Regions from separate parts of the Homo sapiens genome. Here region 1 is linked to region 2. A link is a loop called in an ENCODE intact Hi-C map of the cell type or tissue named here. Cell type or tissue: mammary epithelial cell. All regions are shown on one strand. Links, peaks and the distances in the headings refer to the core of each region. The heading gives the core; the rest is flanking DNA.

The links. Peaks named below come from ENCODE experiments on the same cell type or tissue, not always from the same donor. Only the 100,000 strongest peaks of a DNase experiment are listed, where the experiment ranks them.
Region 1: it touches region 2 in a loop (3-fold over the local background); 2 of 110 quality-filtered maps call a loop at or near these places.

What each region holds. Positions count from the first base shown.
Region 1 is chr2:72,970,084-72,976,953 of GRCh38, reverse strand. SFXN5 (sideroflexin 5) reads left to right here. Exons shown (of 14, transcript NM_144579.3): 11 at 5,269-5,384. Among named protein-coding and RNA genes, the nearest start is that of EMX1, 56 kb to the right of the region's middle. In mammary epithelial cell, for the core only: a CTCF peak has its summit at 3,157 (motif pointing right); no DNase peak of the experiment used is centred there.
Region 2 is chr2:73,174,187-73,181,056 of GRCh38, reverse strand. No RefSeq gene overlaps it. Among named protein-coding and RNA genes, the nearest start is that of NOTO, 25 kb to the left of the region's middle. RefSeq lists silencers at 3,593-3,672, 4,978-5,197 and enhancers at 3,495-4,168, 4,169-4,842. In mammary epithelial cell, for the core only: a CTCF peak has its summit at 3,488 (motif pointing right); a DNase peak (open chromatin) is centred at 3,516; H3K4me3 peaks cover 1,682 bases; H3K27me3 peaks cover 329 bases.

The DNA.
Region 1 (6,870 bases), core at 768-5,767, 200 kb after region 2:
AGAATAGCTCTTAGGAGTCAGTCACCATGACCCTCCATAACTTAAGATTAGTAGCCCTTTGTTTATCATATGTAATAAATATCACTTTCCAGGTCCCCATATCTTATAGTATGGTTTCTAAATCGATCTTGAATGCTGTGTTTCTAAGATGCCTGAGTTATAAGAGGTATTAACATAATAGCCTTTTAGAAGAGAACTATAATTAGTGTCCATTGGAAGGAATAAGCAAGTATTCACTTACACATTCAATACCAGTCACTTTCTTTAGTACCACAGAGTTGGAGTCTAAGCCTCCTTCACATTTTCTTGTTCTTTTTTGGGCATTGGTTGTTAAACACAGCATCGTGGCCACCACTGCTTTTTGTAGTCCTGCTTCTAATCTCCACTCCTTTAGCCTGTTTAAGATGAATAGTATAATTTCAAAGCATATAAAAGAATATTGGGAATTTTTGTTTGCATTTCTGATTTGGTTATACTTAGGTCTCATATTTGTTCTTTACTTGAAGAAAAAAAATATTCCTGAAATTAATCAGCTTCTTTAGGAAGCCGACATGTTGTAGGTACCTAAGTGTGGGACCCATGACTAGGTTACGTCAATCCCTGCTGGCTTTAAAATGTGTGTGATCTTCTTCAAGAAGTTTGGCAGTTTTTTTTTTTACTTTTTGGGTAAATGAAACATGATTATATTCTCACTGTAAAAATTTAAATATTATAGAAAATTCTGGTGTAAAAAAGTGGAAGTCTTTCAACAACCCCTAATTCTCAAATTGAATTCCTTTCCCCAAGCAGACCACTCTGTGAGCTGTGAACCTTCCAAAACATTACCTGTGGATTTATGCACACATATATGTGCATATGCCAATTACAGGGTTTTACATACAGTAAATCATCATGTACATACTCAGTAGCTTTTTTCACATAACAGTTTGTTTTGGAGATCTTCCCATGTGAGTTCCCTAATGGTGGACATTTAGGTTGTTTCTAATTATTTGCTCTTACAAACAGTGCTATAATTAACATCCTTGTAAATGTCTCTTTGTGCATATGGGCAAGCATTTCTTTAGGGTAGCTATCTATGGTTTGGCAATTTCTACTGTCTTTAATTGCATTGCCTGGTATCTGGCAGACGATCTTCTGCATGTACAATAACTTTTCATGTCCGTGCTCCATTATAGTGTAAGTTTTAGAAAGATGTTTTAGGCAACAATTAGGAATCTAAGTTTAAGTTCAAATTCTGTATGGATTGCTGTGGTCAGCTGAGGTGACACTTGAATGAATGGATACCTGTACACATGGCTGCATTCACACATGTACAGGCAATTGTGTTGAGTAGCAGGTAAGATTCCCTTCTCTGACGACTTTCATTGTAAGGCACATTATGATTTTTAAAACATTAAAATATGGGAAGGTGCATCGTAGAATTGAGGAGTTATGGTAGTTTATTTTCCCCAAATCAGTAGCCCATTGCTGCATGTCTGTGTTTAAATGGTCCTTTCCCTGTGAGTTGATAGAACTGCTTTACTACCAATTAATTTCCCTGACAGATGGGTGAGTTGCAGGACTAGTGTACTGCATTGATCTGCTTGTCTATTCCTGCCCTAGTTCAGGGGCAGGCTCCCCCATGATCTTCTTTTGGAGAACTTTCTTGCACATTTGTCTTTCTGTCTACTGCTCTTTCTTCCTCCCCACACTGCCCCTTTTACACCGGGTGCTTCATTAGCTTTTCACAATCTGCATGATTTTGCATCGCAATGGGTCGGATGTGAGAACATCTGCAGCAGGCAAGAGCAAATTCTCTTCAGGACTTAACACTGAGCTTGCCATCATCAAGAAGCAAAGTCTTTCTCTCTCCTTCTCTTTCTCTCTCTCATTCCTTGACATCTCCCACATTGCTGCTCAAACATCAGTTATGCCTGAGTCTTGAATGGTGTCAATCTGAGTTGAAAATGTGCCAGCTTTCTTAACATCATCACTAACAGGCTGCTTAATTAACCTGCTGATACCATCAATAATAGATCTTGCTGGTGTGTTGGAGAGGAGACCTGTGCCCCAGGGTTGTGCATGTTCTTGTTCTCTCTGTCTCTGTTTTTTTTTTTTTCTCTCTCTCTCTCTATCATTTGCTTAGGCTCTCAGTGTCCCTGTCACAGGAGCCGGACTTGCCAGGAGTGGGATGGGAAGGATCAGGGACAGTTTGAAAAGGATATGGCAGAATTGAAAGTTTGGGATGAGCTCATGGAAATGAAATCACTGTAACAGGCTGGCATTCCCACTGCCCAAGGGCATGGATGGCTGGTAGCCTCTGCATACGGCAGGTGCTCAATAAAGGCCAACCAATGTACACAGTCAACAGAAGAGATTGCAGGTCATGTGCCATCTGTGTAGGCTGTAAGAATTGCCGGTTTCAAGGGAGGAGCCTGGGGAGGGGGCAGGTACCATCATTCTGAGATGACTTTTAGGGTTTTCTCTGTTTTTTTTCCATTCAGGCAGCTTCAGAATTGTCCTGGAGGGGCTGGATGAGGGGAAGGAGGCTGGGTTTTCACTTCCTTTCATGCTTCATCTTTCATCTCAGTGGTTTTGTGTTTGAACCAAAGCTGTCCTGCTCGCCGCATGTTTAATGTTTGGAGATTACAGGGAGAGAGTGAGATGCCACCGTGAGTCAGGGCTGGTCCACTACCACCTCCAGATCCACACTCTCTCTTCTGTTTGTCTCCCCTATGCATACACACACAAAATGGGGGCTGGAGACATTTCAGCTGTCCCCACTTTCCCCTGACTTGGCATGGGCACAGGTGCAGAGGCTGACATTTTGTGTGAGCTCAGCCAGCACCCAGAAATCCCATGGAGACCCTACATTCTGCCCCTCCTTTTATGCCCGGAGAAGCCAAGGTGGGGTTGGGTGGCAATGGCTCAAGTCCCCAGAGTGAGCTGGTAGCTCCTGACTTTAGCAGGATGCTCGTCTCCTGGACCACATTCCTGTAACTTTGCCTTTCTGGGAGTGGCGGTGGTGGTGGTATGGTGGACAGCGTCATCAGAGGGCTAGGATTGATGCCTTTCAGGGCAGAAAACCCCACTGTCCTCTCAACGGTTTTCTTAGGTCTCCTGGGAACCGAAAGCCTGGCAGCTCCAAGGGCATGGGGGATGCATAGCCTCCCTAAGGCCACTAGAGGGCATGTCACTAACACAGAGGCCAGGTGGCTGCTTCCCAAGGCTACCCTGGGGGACCCTTCTGGGCCCTGAGCCCTGGGCGCCTGGGGCTGAGGCGGGAGAGATATGGAGCCAGAATTGGAACCCAAGCCCGATGGCCCCAAACCCAGGCTCCCATCCCCTCCTGGTCATGCCCTGCTAACCAGATCTCCTTTACCTTGGATTCAGCTTCCTAATTCTGTCTGTCACTGACTGTGGTGAAAACAAGGGTTTCTCAGTGTCAGCAATGTTGACATATTTGGGGGCCAGATGATCCTTTGGTGGGGGGACTGTCCTGTGCCTTGCGAGATGTTTAGCAGCACCTCTGGCCTCTATCCACCAGATGCCTGCAGCAACCCCTGACCCCTAGATCACAATCACTGAAAATGCCCTCAAACATGGCCAAATGCCCCACAGAACCGCCCCTGGCAGAGAGCGGCTGTTTAGGGCAGGTGAGCATGCCTGTTGTGGGGCAGGAGAGCCCGGGACACAGAGGGACTGCCCATGGTTTCCACTGCACTGAGCGTCGGTGGAAGCAGGAGAGATGCTCGAAGATGGTGTGTGTGCTCTAAATACATTTTAGAACTGTATTTGGCCTCCTGCTTTTCTTCTCCAAAGACTGCAGAGTCTCTCGGTCTTCCCCTGTTTATTCCACCTCCCCATTTTAATGAAACAGGCGACTGAGGCCCCAGGGGTCTCAAGCCACACCTCACCCACAGAACCCTGTGCCCCAGCTGTGAGCACCCTGGACCACTCGTTGGCTCAGGCCCCAGGAGCATCTGTGGTCTCCCTCCCACTCCGCCTGCCCACTAGGCCCCGCCACCCTCCAGCTCCCCAAACCCTGGTGGCCCCCCCCACTGGAAGGAGGGGGAAGCAGCAGGTGTTGATGCTAATCAGCGTTCACAGCCCAGAACTGCAGTCGCTCCCAGGCTCACACACTCCCCAAAATTAAACACTCATTATACAAAATTAATTGACATTAATTAGCAAAAATTAAAACTTTAAACACAGCAAGGCGCTTTGGGGGGAGGAGTGAAGCAGGCAGACTCTGCATTTGTCACCCCCCACTCCCCACCTGCCCACCCCTCCCAGGTCCCCCCACTTCCATCCTGCAGCGGGGCTGGGAGAGTTCAGGCGGGGTCAACACCCACACTGCACTGGGCCACGGGGCCTGGCCCAGTCATGTGAGTCCCAGGATGGGGGAGCAGAAAGAGGATCCCTGAGCTAGTTGCCAGCTAATGGGTGGCCCCAGACTTCAACAACCAGTGCTTCACTAAGGAGCCGGGAACCCTCCCCTTAGCCCAGGTTCCCAAGATCTCAGATGGCAGAGGGGCCTAGCCAAAGGCAGGCACTCAGCCATAGGAAGCAAGAATGGAGAAGGTCTGCCCTTAACTCAGCCCGCTGCTCCTGCCCCAACCCTCTTGCCCCCTGAGTATTCAGAGGCAGAGGCACTGTAGCCTTTCTGCTCTGTCCCACTCTGCTGTGTGACCTCAGATAAGTCACTCCTCTTCTCTGAGCCTCAGTCTTCCATCCATATGATGAGGGGGTGGTGCTGGGTGAACACTGAGGTTTCTGCCTCTCTGGCACCTGCTGTCAGGGAGGCAAATTTCTGGGAACTTGATTTGCTCAGAGACAGGAGGGGCTGGATGTTGGACCGACAGTTTAAGAGGATAGGGCAGCGCAAGGGCCCCAGTGATGGTGGAACATCAGGCCTCGGGGTCAGGGGGGATGCGACTTCAGGTCAGAGAGCCCTCCCAGATGGACACCCACTTTGCCTGCCTAGTGGGCTTGCCCTGGAGGAGAGGAAAGCAGCCCCTCGGTAAGTGGCCGCTCTCTGAGGCCAGAACGGGTGTCCTCCCTGATACCTGTTCTTTTCCACTTTCACTTACCAGGTTCCCAAGGGCCCCCAGATCCCTCACCAGGCTGATAGGCAGATGGACAACAGAACCACCCCTTCCCTAACCTTTGCCCATGCATTTGAACACAGAACCCCAAGGCTTGCGTAGGAAGGAGTGTAGTGACCTCCCTCCAGGTGGAATGCCATCTTCCTCCTCATCCTGCTCTCTGCATCCCCTCTCTCTGCAGCCAGTGCCAATATCTGCAATGTGGTCCTGATGCGGTACGGGGAGCTGGAGGAAGGGATTGATGTCCTGGACAGCGATGGCAACCTCGTGGGCTCCTCCAAGATCGCAGCCCGACACGTGGGTCTGGGGGTTCGCAGGGTTGGGGAGGCCAGCAACAGGGGAGGGGAGTGGTTTTCCTTTAGCGTGTGTCTTCCACAGGCTTCTATCCAGGGTACCCTTATTTTGGCATCTTGATGTCTCCTCCTCACCCCACCCCCACCTCCAATCTGCATGAGTCTGGGCCTCTGGCCTCCCGCATGTTCCCCTGGACATGGTCTCACTGCTGTGAAAAGTTCCTGTCTCTTATCGCAGCCCCTCAGGACCCAGCTTCTTGCTTGTCTCACCCAGAGGAGGTGTTAATTGGTGAGGGCAGAGGAGACTCCCTCAGAGCTCTCTTCCCCTTGCCTCTGCCCGGGCCCTACCTCCCGGGCCTTCACATCCTCTTGGGTAAGCCGAGGAAGCCTGGGAGGCCAGTGGTTTGTGGTTCTGGGTTAATAGGCACTTCTGCAGGTGAGAGCTCACCAGGGAGTGAGTGCCGTGAGGTCAAGGGATTTGAGGCTTGCAGAGGTTTGGAGAATATTTTGTTACAAGACCTTCTTTCGCCACTGGTTTCATAGGCTCAGCCACTCTAGCAATTGCAGTTTAAAAAATGAAAACACAGGCTGGTCACAGTAGCTCACGCCTGTAATTCTAGCACTTTGGGAGGCCAAAGTGGGTGGATCGCCTGAGTTCAGGAGTTCGAGACCAGCCTGGCCAACATGGCAAAACCCCGTCTCTACTAAAAATGCAAAAATTAGCCAGGCGTGGTGGCGGGCACCTAAAATCCCAGCTACTCAGGAGGCATAGGCAGGAGAATTGCTTGAACCCGGGGGGTAGAAGTTGCAGTGAGCCGAGATCACATCACTGCACTCCAGCCTGGGTGAAACAGCGAAACTCCGTCTCAAAAAAAAAAAACGCAGTCCATGAGTCCATGTGTACATCTCCCTCTGCTTTCCCAGCCTTTGTCCTGATGGTGGTTAGTGGCTCGTCTTGCTGCCCCCTGGTCTCTGGCCTCTGTGCTGGGCATGGGGTAGGATGGGTGCTAGGGGGGAGCCGTGAAGTAGTGGAGCATGCATCCCTGCTCCAGCCACTGTCCTTATCAGCTCCCACCAGGGCCCCCAAGCCTTACCCCAGTCATGAGGTCTTCTCAATCAGACTTTAGTCTGGGAAGAGCTCTCTCCAAGTCAGTGCCCCTCCAAGGTTTTTAGGGCAAGGGGCTGGGGGTGTCATGCCGACATTGCATCCTCTGCTCCCTGCACTGGCACTGGACCCTCCTGTCATTCCCATACCTGTTCCAGAGACTGGAGGGGCCTCTCCCAGGCCTTCCTGAGGCTGACCATGAAGAGCCCAGGTTCCTGGGAGAAATGTTCAGCCCTGAGCCCATCATGAGAGGGGATTTAGTCTCAGTTTCCTACCTGTCCCCAACCTCCCATTCCAGCCCTGTTCTTTTCCCCAGCCCCCCTGAGGGAGGACAGCCATGCCATGATAACTCCTGTCAGTGTCACACAGCAAGGAAACCCAAGTG
Region 2 (6,870 bases), core at 569-5,568:
CCAGTTTTAGCTTTCTACATATGGCTAGGCAGTTTTCCCAGCATCGTTTATTAAATAGGGAATCCTTTCCCCATTTCTTGTTTTTGTCAGGTTTGTCAAAGATCAGATGGTTGTAGATGTGTGGTATTATTTCTGAGGGCTCTGTTCTGTTCCATTGGTCTACATCTCTGTTTTGGTACCAGCACCATGCTCTTTTGGTTACTGTAGCCTTGTAGTATAGTTTGAAGTCAGGTAGTGTGATGCCTCCAGCTTTGTTCTTTTGGCTTAGGATTATCTTGGCAATGTGGGCTCTTTTTTGGTTCCATATGAACTGTGAAGTGAAAAACTTGTAGCTTTTCTAAGCAAACATAAATACCTGCACTCTGGCAAGCTCCTCTACCTACCTGCCTACCTCCAAATCTTATATTTAGTTCATCATTTACTTCAGTGATGCGCAACCTTTTTCTGCATTTAGGAACACCTTTTTTTCTTTGAGACGGATTCTCGCTCTGTCGCCAAGGCTGGAGTGCAGTGGCACGATCTTGGCTCACTGCAACCTCTGCCTCCTGGGTTCAAGCGATTCTCCTGCCTCAGCCTCCCAAGTAGCTGGGATTACAACCACCACACCCAGCTAATTTTTGTATTTTTATTAGAGACAGAGTTTCACCATGTTGGCTAGGCTGGTCTCAAGTGATCCGTCCACCTCAGCCTCCCAAAGTGCTGGGATTACAGGCATGAACCACCGTGCCCATCCCCTATTTTTAAACGATTTTTTTTTTAAATTTTGGATCTCAGAAGCAGAGGGCTGAGATATTCTCTCCTGCTCTTTTGTGGGCATTGCCATCAGAGGTCCACACTAGACCCCACTCTTCATTCTGGCTTTTTCTCTTTCCCCCTATTTCCTCCTCCTCTCCTAGTAAGCCCTTCTCTTGTGTATTTGCTATTATTTATGGATCCATGTAAAATGTGCAGGGCTGTTCTGTATTTGTTTTTAATTTACATAAATGGTATTGTGTATAAATCTCTTTTTTAAAACTATTTTTAAAGTCTCTCTTTGGTGCTGTATGCATGGAAGTTTCATTGCTTCTAATAGCTGTTTTCTAGTATTTCACGTTGCAGATGAAAAGTCGGCTGTCAGGTTAACTATTTGCAGAAAATCTTTCTGTTGTTAAAAAGTTTGGAAGGTTTTTTTCTTTATCATCAGTATTCAAAAGCTTCAGGAAGATGATTGGGTGTGTATCTTCTCTCCACATGCCTTTCCAGCTGTAGGCAACAGGCAGTTGGAGGGGGTAGTTATCAATTGAGTTTTGCTTGTGTTGAGTCTGAGGTGTCTGAGAAACATCCTAGTGGAGATACCTAACCAGAAGTTAGATAACAGAAGTTGTCTGGACTGGATATAGATTTGGGAGTCATCTGCATGTGGGTTCTAGTTTGAAAAGAAAAATGAATGGATAAGCTCAGAGATGGAGGAGAATTGGTCAAGCAGGAAGATGAGTGGGCCAAGTTGCCAAAAGCAGAGGATCTATTACTATCAGTGACCAATGGTTTTCCTCCCCTTTCTTCTTTTTTTAAAACCATAATAAAATATTTCGAACACCAAGAAAGTTATAGATAAAAATGTAAGTACTCAAGAACTCACCATTCATCATTCTTGACTGTAGGTTTTGCCACTTTTACATGAGTTTTTTTTTTTTTAAATAAAAGCACATTGCAGACACATATGGGGCCTTTTGTACCCCTCTCCAGTCCTATTTGCTGGAGTCACCTCCAAATCTAATTTGGTATTATTTACACTCACAGACTCATACAATTCCTCCATATTTATTGACCCATAAGTAGCTTATAGAAGTATTTTGTATGCTTTTAAACTTCATATATGGGGCCAGGCACGGTGGCTTATGCCTGTAATGCCAGCACTTTGGGAGGCCAAAGCAGGAGGATTGCTTGAGCCCAGGAGTTTGAGACCAGCCTGGAGAACATAGTGAGACCCTGTCTCCAAAAATGTTTTTATTAAAATTATAAATATAAATTTAAAAAAGAAAAAACTTCATATATGTAGTATCATACTGTACTAATGCTTCAGCTTGCCTCTTTCACTCAGACTGTTTGCAAGTTTTATGTACATAACCCTAGTTTATTAATTTTCATTGCTATAGAGTATTCCAAAGATGAATATATTACACTTTGTTTATCCAGTTATACTGTTAGTGGATATTTGGTTGTGTCCAGTTTTTGGTTAACAGTGCTACAAAGGATAGCACCTGCTGCTCTGGGCTGACCGCCACACTCAGGCAGTTCTGGGAGTTGATTGGAGATCCCTGAAGGAGGTAAGGGCTGCTTCAGAGACCGCTAATGGAGCATCTGCTATATGCTAGATATTGCAAAATTGTAGCCCTTAATCCTCTCCACAACCTATGAAAATCACAACACCCCCCCCCCCTTTTTTTTTTTTTTTTTTGAGACAGAGTCTCACTGTCAACCCAGGCTGGAGTGCAGTAGTGTGATCACATGGCTCACTGCAGCCTTGACCTCCTAGTCAAGCCATACTCCCTTAGCCTCCCAAGCGATTCTCCCACCTCAGCCTCCCTAGTACCTGTGACTACAAGACGCATCACCATGCCGGGCTAATTGTTTTTTTTTTTTTTTTTTTTTTGGAGAGACAGGGTTTCGCCATGTTGCCCAGGCTGTTCTCAAACTCCTGGGCTCAAGCAGTCAGCCCTCCTCGGCTTTCCAACGTGCTACGATTACGGGCAGGAGCCACCGACCCCGCCGAAAAATCACCAATCTTTATAAGGAACACAAGGCTCAGAAACAGGGGTAACACAACTAGTCCAGGTCACGCAGCTAGTAAGTGGCAGAAGGGGGGGGGCACCCTCTCATCCCTCCAGGCTCCTCTGGCCCTGACCTTGCATTGTCCCTCCTTCCCCAGCGAACGCACTGCCTCAGCTCCCCTCTTACAGCCGCAGCCCTGGAGGAAGGGATGCTTCTGGAACTGCTGGGGTTGGTGCTCCGCAGTTGACCGGGACATTCCTGGGTTTGGTGCTGGGATGGAACCTGTCAGTGCCTACTGCCTGGGTATACTCCACCCAGGGGCAGAACAGGTGACTCACAGCACTGCCCAGCACAGAGCTAGGCCTGTGCCTGTTTTGGGGGTCCAGGTTCCTGGGTGCCAGAACCCCATTTTCTCAGTCTCCACAGAGCTGTACGAGGGGTACAGTGCCCTGGAGAATTTAAGCCCTTCATTAATGGTTTGTAAAAGTCTGGACTTCCTTTTGGGAAACCTGGGCTCCAGTCCTGCTGCTTGATGCAGGAACGTCACTGAGGTCCCCTGAAAAGTGGGGTGATAGTGTCAGGTGGTACTGAGCCCAGTGATGGAGGCAGCAATTTGTTTTGTAAGTGCCTGCGGCTCCTGGGCGCAGTCCCAGCGAGGACGCGAGAACGCGCGGGGATGTGAACGGTGGGGGGCGCCCGGAACCGAGGAGCTGAAGGGCCCGGCGGACGTAGGCCGTCATTTCTCGCGGCGAGCAGCAGGGGGCGCGCGCAGACTGTACAATGCTGGCGCCCCACCTCCCGGCAGCGGGCGGGGACGCATCCCGCGGGTCTCTAGAGCGGGAGATCGCGCGGGAAAGGGCCGTGCCGGGAAGGGGCTGTGCCGGGAAGGAGCGGAGGGATCAGTGCTTCGAAGGGATCTGTACGCCAAGATGATCCTAACTCCTTAGGAGCTTCGAAGCTACGGGAAATGAAGCTGGAACGGGGGAGAGGGGGAAGGGCGCTGTGCCCCGGGGGCGGTAAAGGATGGGTGGTGGTGGGGAACGGGGACACTGTCGAGCGCTGACTACCGCTGCGCTCGGGCTGGTGGAGTCACTGCTTCCTAACTGTGGGGAAGAAACAAACATTCCCCGCCCCTCCTCCCAGGAGGAAGAGCCGGTCACTTCTGGAAGTCCCAGCAGCTCACTACGGAACTTAGGGGAGGGTGAAGAAGAGAAGGCGTAGAGCGGGGAAGTGGCTTGGTCAGTTCAGAAGCACCAATAGCATAGGACTTCATAACCTTCCAAGAAGAGGGCTGGTTACAAAGCGTCTTCGCCTCCCAGGGGCTGGGTTGGGGGTGTCCCAGGAGCCAGAGTGAGGCATGAGTGGGGAGTCCCTGCGTCACTCCAGAGAGGAGGCCCGCTTGGGCACAGGTGCCCCAGGGACCAGCCTACTGCGCTTTCAAGCCCCTACGTCTTTCTAAGGGATGAGGGATCCTATCCTAGACCAAACCTGCCAGCCCATACTGAACATACCGCCTTTCTTTGAAAGAAAAGTGGGGGGGAGGCTAAAGACCTTCGCAGAGGGACCCTGAGATGGAATCAGATGCTAAATTTGCGCACAGCCCTCTGAGCTGGAAAACTGGAGAACTTCCTGGAGGAAGAGGCTGGGAGCTAGCTGTGCCTTGATAGGTGGGCAGAATTTGGAGAAGCCAGGGCAAAGTCTTGTTTGTAGGAATGAGCAGTCCGCCTGGGAAACGGGAAAGAGTTGGAATTTGCGGGGCGGGAGGGCAGGGGCAGGGCCAGAGGAACTCTAGCTGGGGGTGCGGCTACCAGGAGAGGAGCTGGTTCTGGAGTTCTAGGCTGTCCTTCCGACCTCTGGGGGCCCTGAGATCTGGTTTAAGACTCGGTCTTGTACCCTGGGGCTGCTGGATGCCTGCCGAAGTCTCGCTTCCCGGAGCAGCTGAGGACTCAGCCCTGCGGCTGAGGTCCGCGAGTTCCCTGGACATCACCGGGTGTCGTGCCCGCCGCCCCGCCCTGCGGTCGCGGGCACTGACCCCCAAGTACGCACCGGGCGGGGCCCCGCCACTCTCCAGTCTTCACACCTCCGCCTTTGGGTCTTTTTCCTTCCCTTCCCCAACCGGTTCCCCTTCCCCTCGACCCACTAGGCAGACGGGGAACTAGGGGTGCGGGAGACGGGAGGGTTAGAACCAGGCCTCAAGACGGCGCGGCGAGGTGTGCCTGAGGATGGGGCGAAAGGAGACCGTGCCCGGGTGGCCTCTCCCGAAGGAAAAACCCGTCGCTCCCCATCCGGTGCCTGCCTCCCCGAGTATCCCCCGGGGTGGGCGTCGAGGGCACCCGGGCGCTGGGAGCCGGGGCCGCCCCCTTCCCCCACCACCGAGTCACTGCCGGGCAGGCACCGCCGCGGGCGGAATCGAGCACTGGGGATTGAGGCGGCCGCCGCGTGTTTGCCCAGCGCCCGCCCCCGCCGCCGCGGGCCCTAATCTCCGATACACTTGCGAGTTGGCTTCCTGCCCCGGGGCCCCGGCTCTGCAAGCAAACAGGCCGAGCGCGGCGCTGCATCCGAAATGCGGCATTTGAGCAGCGCGGCGAAGGCGAGCGGGGGAGCGGCCCACCCGGGTAATTGCCCTTCTCGGCTCCTAATCCCCCCGCCGGGCCCCTTCCGCCGGCTGCAGCCCATTGATTAGCTCAGGAGCCGCCGGCTCAACCCAGCTCCCGAGGGGCCATCACAATCCCCACCCTGGGCCCGGGAGGCTGTCAGGACCCCCGCGGGGTCCTTCCGGACTCAGAGCGGGAGCGTGCTCCTGGAAAGGGCAGTGAGATCGCCAGGGAAAAGATGGGGTGGGGGAGAAAGGGGACGTCCAAAAACTTGCAATGGAGCCCAGGCCATGCACGCCCCAGGCCGAGAAAGGCGGGACCTCAGACCCTGCTGTCCCGGTGAAGGAGACAGTGCAGAGGGCCCTTGAGCGCGACTGGGCTTGACACCCCTGAGAGCTCACTGTGGAGCCCGGGTTAGGAGATCCCCAACCACCCAAACACAAATCACCCTCAAGACCCCGTACTTATGCGGTGGCCTGAGCCTGCTTCCTGTGGTCTGCCCAGAGAAACCTGGGCCTCACAGGAGAGGAATGCCAAGTGCTTCAAGCTGGGAAATTGACATGGTCCATTCTACAAAATAGAGCTCAGTGCAGATGAGGAGAGAAATAGGGTTCTATGGAGCCTTTCGGGGCAAACCCACTGATGACTGGGTGATAGCTTCACAGGGACAAGACCCAGTTGCCATCTGGGGTGAGTTTTGTTTCTTCCCTCCCACCTTTCAGCTTCCTATCTGAGCCTGAACTTACACCCCTTCCCCCTCCCAGAATAGCCACCCCAGGCCAGGAAAACTGAGCATTTGCCTACTGAGTCGACCTCCCTGAGTCTAGGCCCACAGTTCAAAGCCTGACTTCTCTGTGCAGGGGCAAGGCTTGCTGCGGGGCCCTCTGGGATCTGGTGAGCAGGGGCCTTCTCTGACACCCTGAAACCTGGGAACAAACACTGGGGTTGGGGGCAGAGGCTGGGCCAATGTAGAACACAACAGCAGAGACACAGGAGAGAAATCAGGCTTCTGGCTAAGAGGAAACCATAGCAAACTAGACCCTCATGCCTCAGTGACCTCCCCTTGTATACCCTTGAACACGGCTGCACTAGGGTGAGGCAAGTGACGTTCCACTGAGGCACACATCTTAAGGAGGCACTCCCTCTCGAGGCCCTGTAAATGCAGGGCTAGCACCTGAGGGAGTGCGTCCTCCCCTCACTCTCATCCTTGGCCTGCCCTCATCTTGCCTAAGAGAGCTGTCCCCTGGCCTCAGATAGCTCCAGTCACTCCCATAACCTGTTGATTTGCCTCAGAGCCCCCCCATCACCTCGCCGTCATCCTCACTACTCACTCGGTTGGTACTGACTATATCTTAGGTGGAACAGCGCGAGGCAGGGACGTCATGCTTTGCAGTCACTGCCAAGAGCAGTACCTGTGTTATTCAGACACAAAGCTAGGCTCTATTCAGACATGGAGTGCTGAATAATACCTGAGTGAGTAAATACCATGTGTCTGCCACCCTCTTCTCCCTGAGGCCTGCCTGAA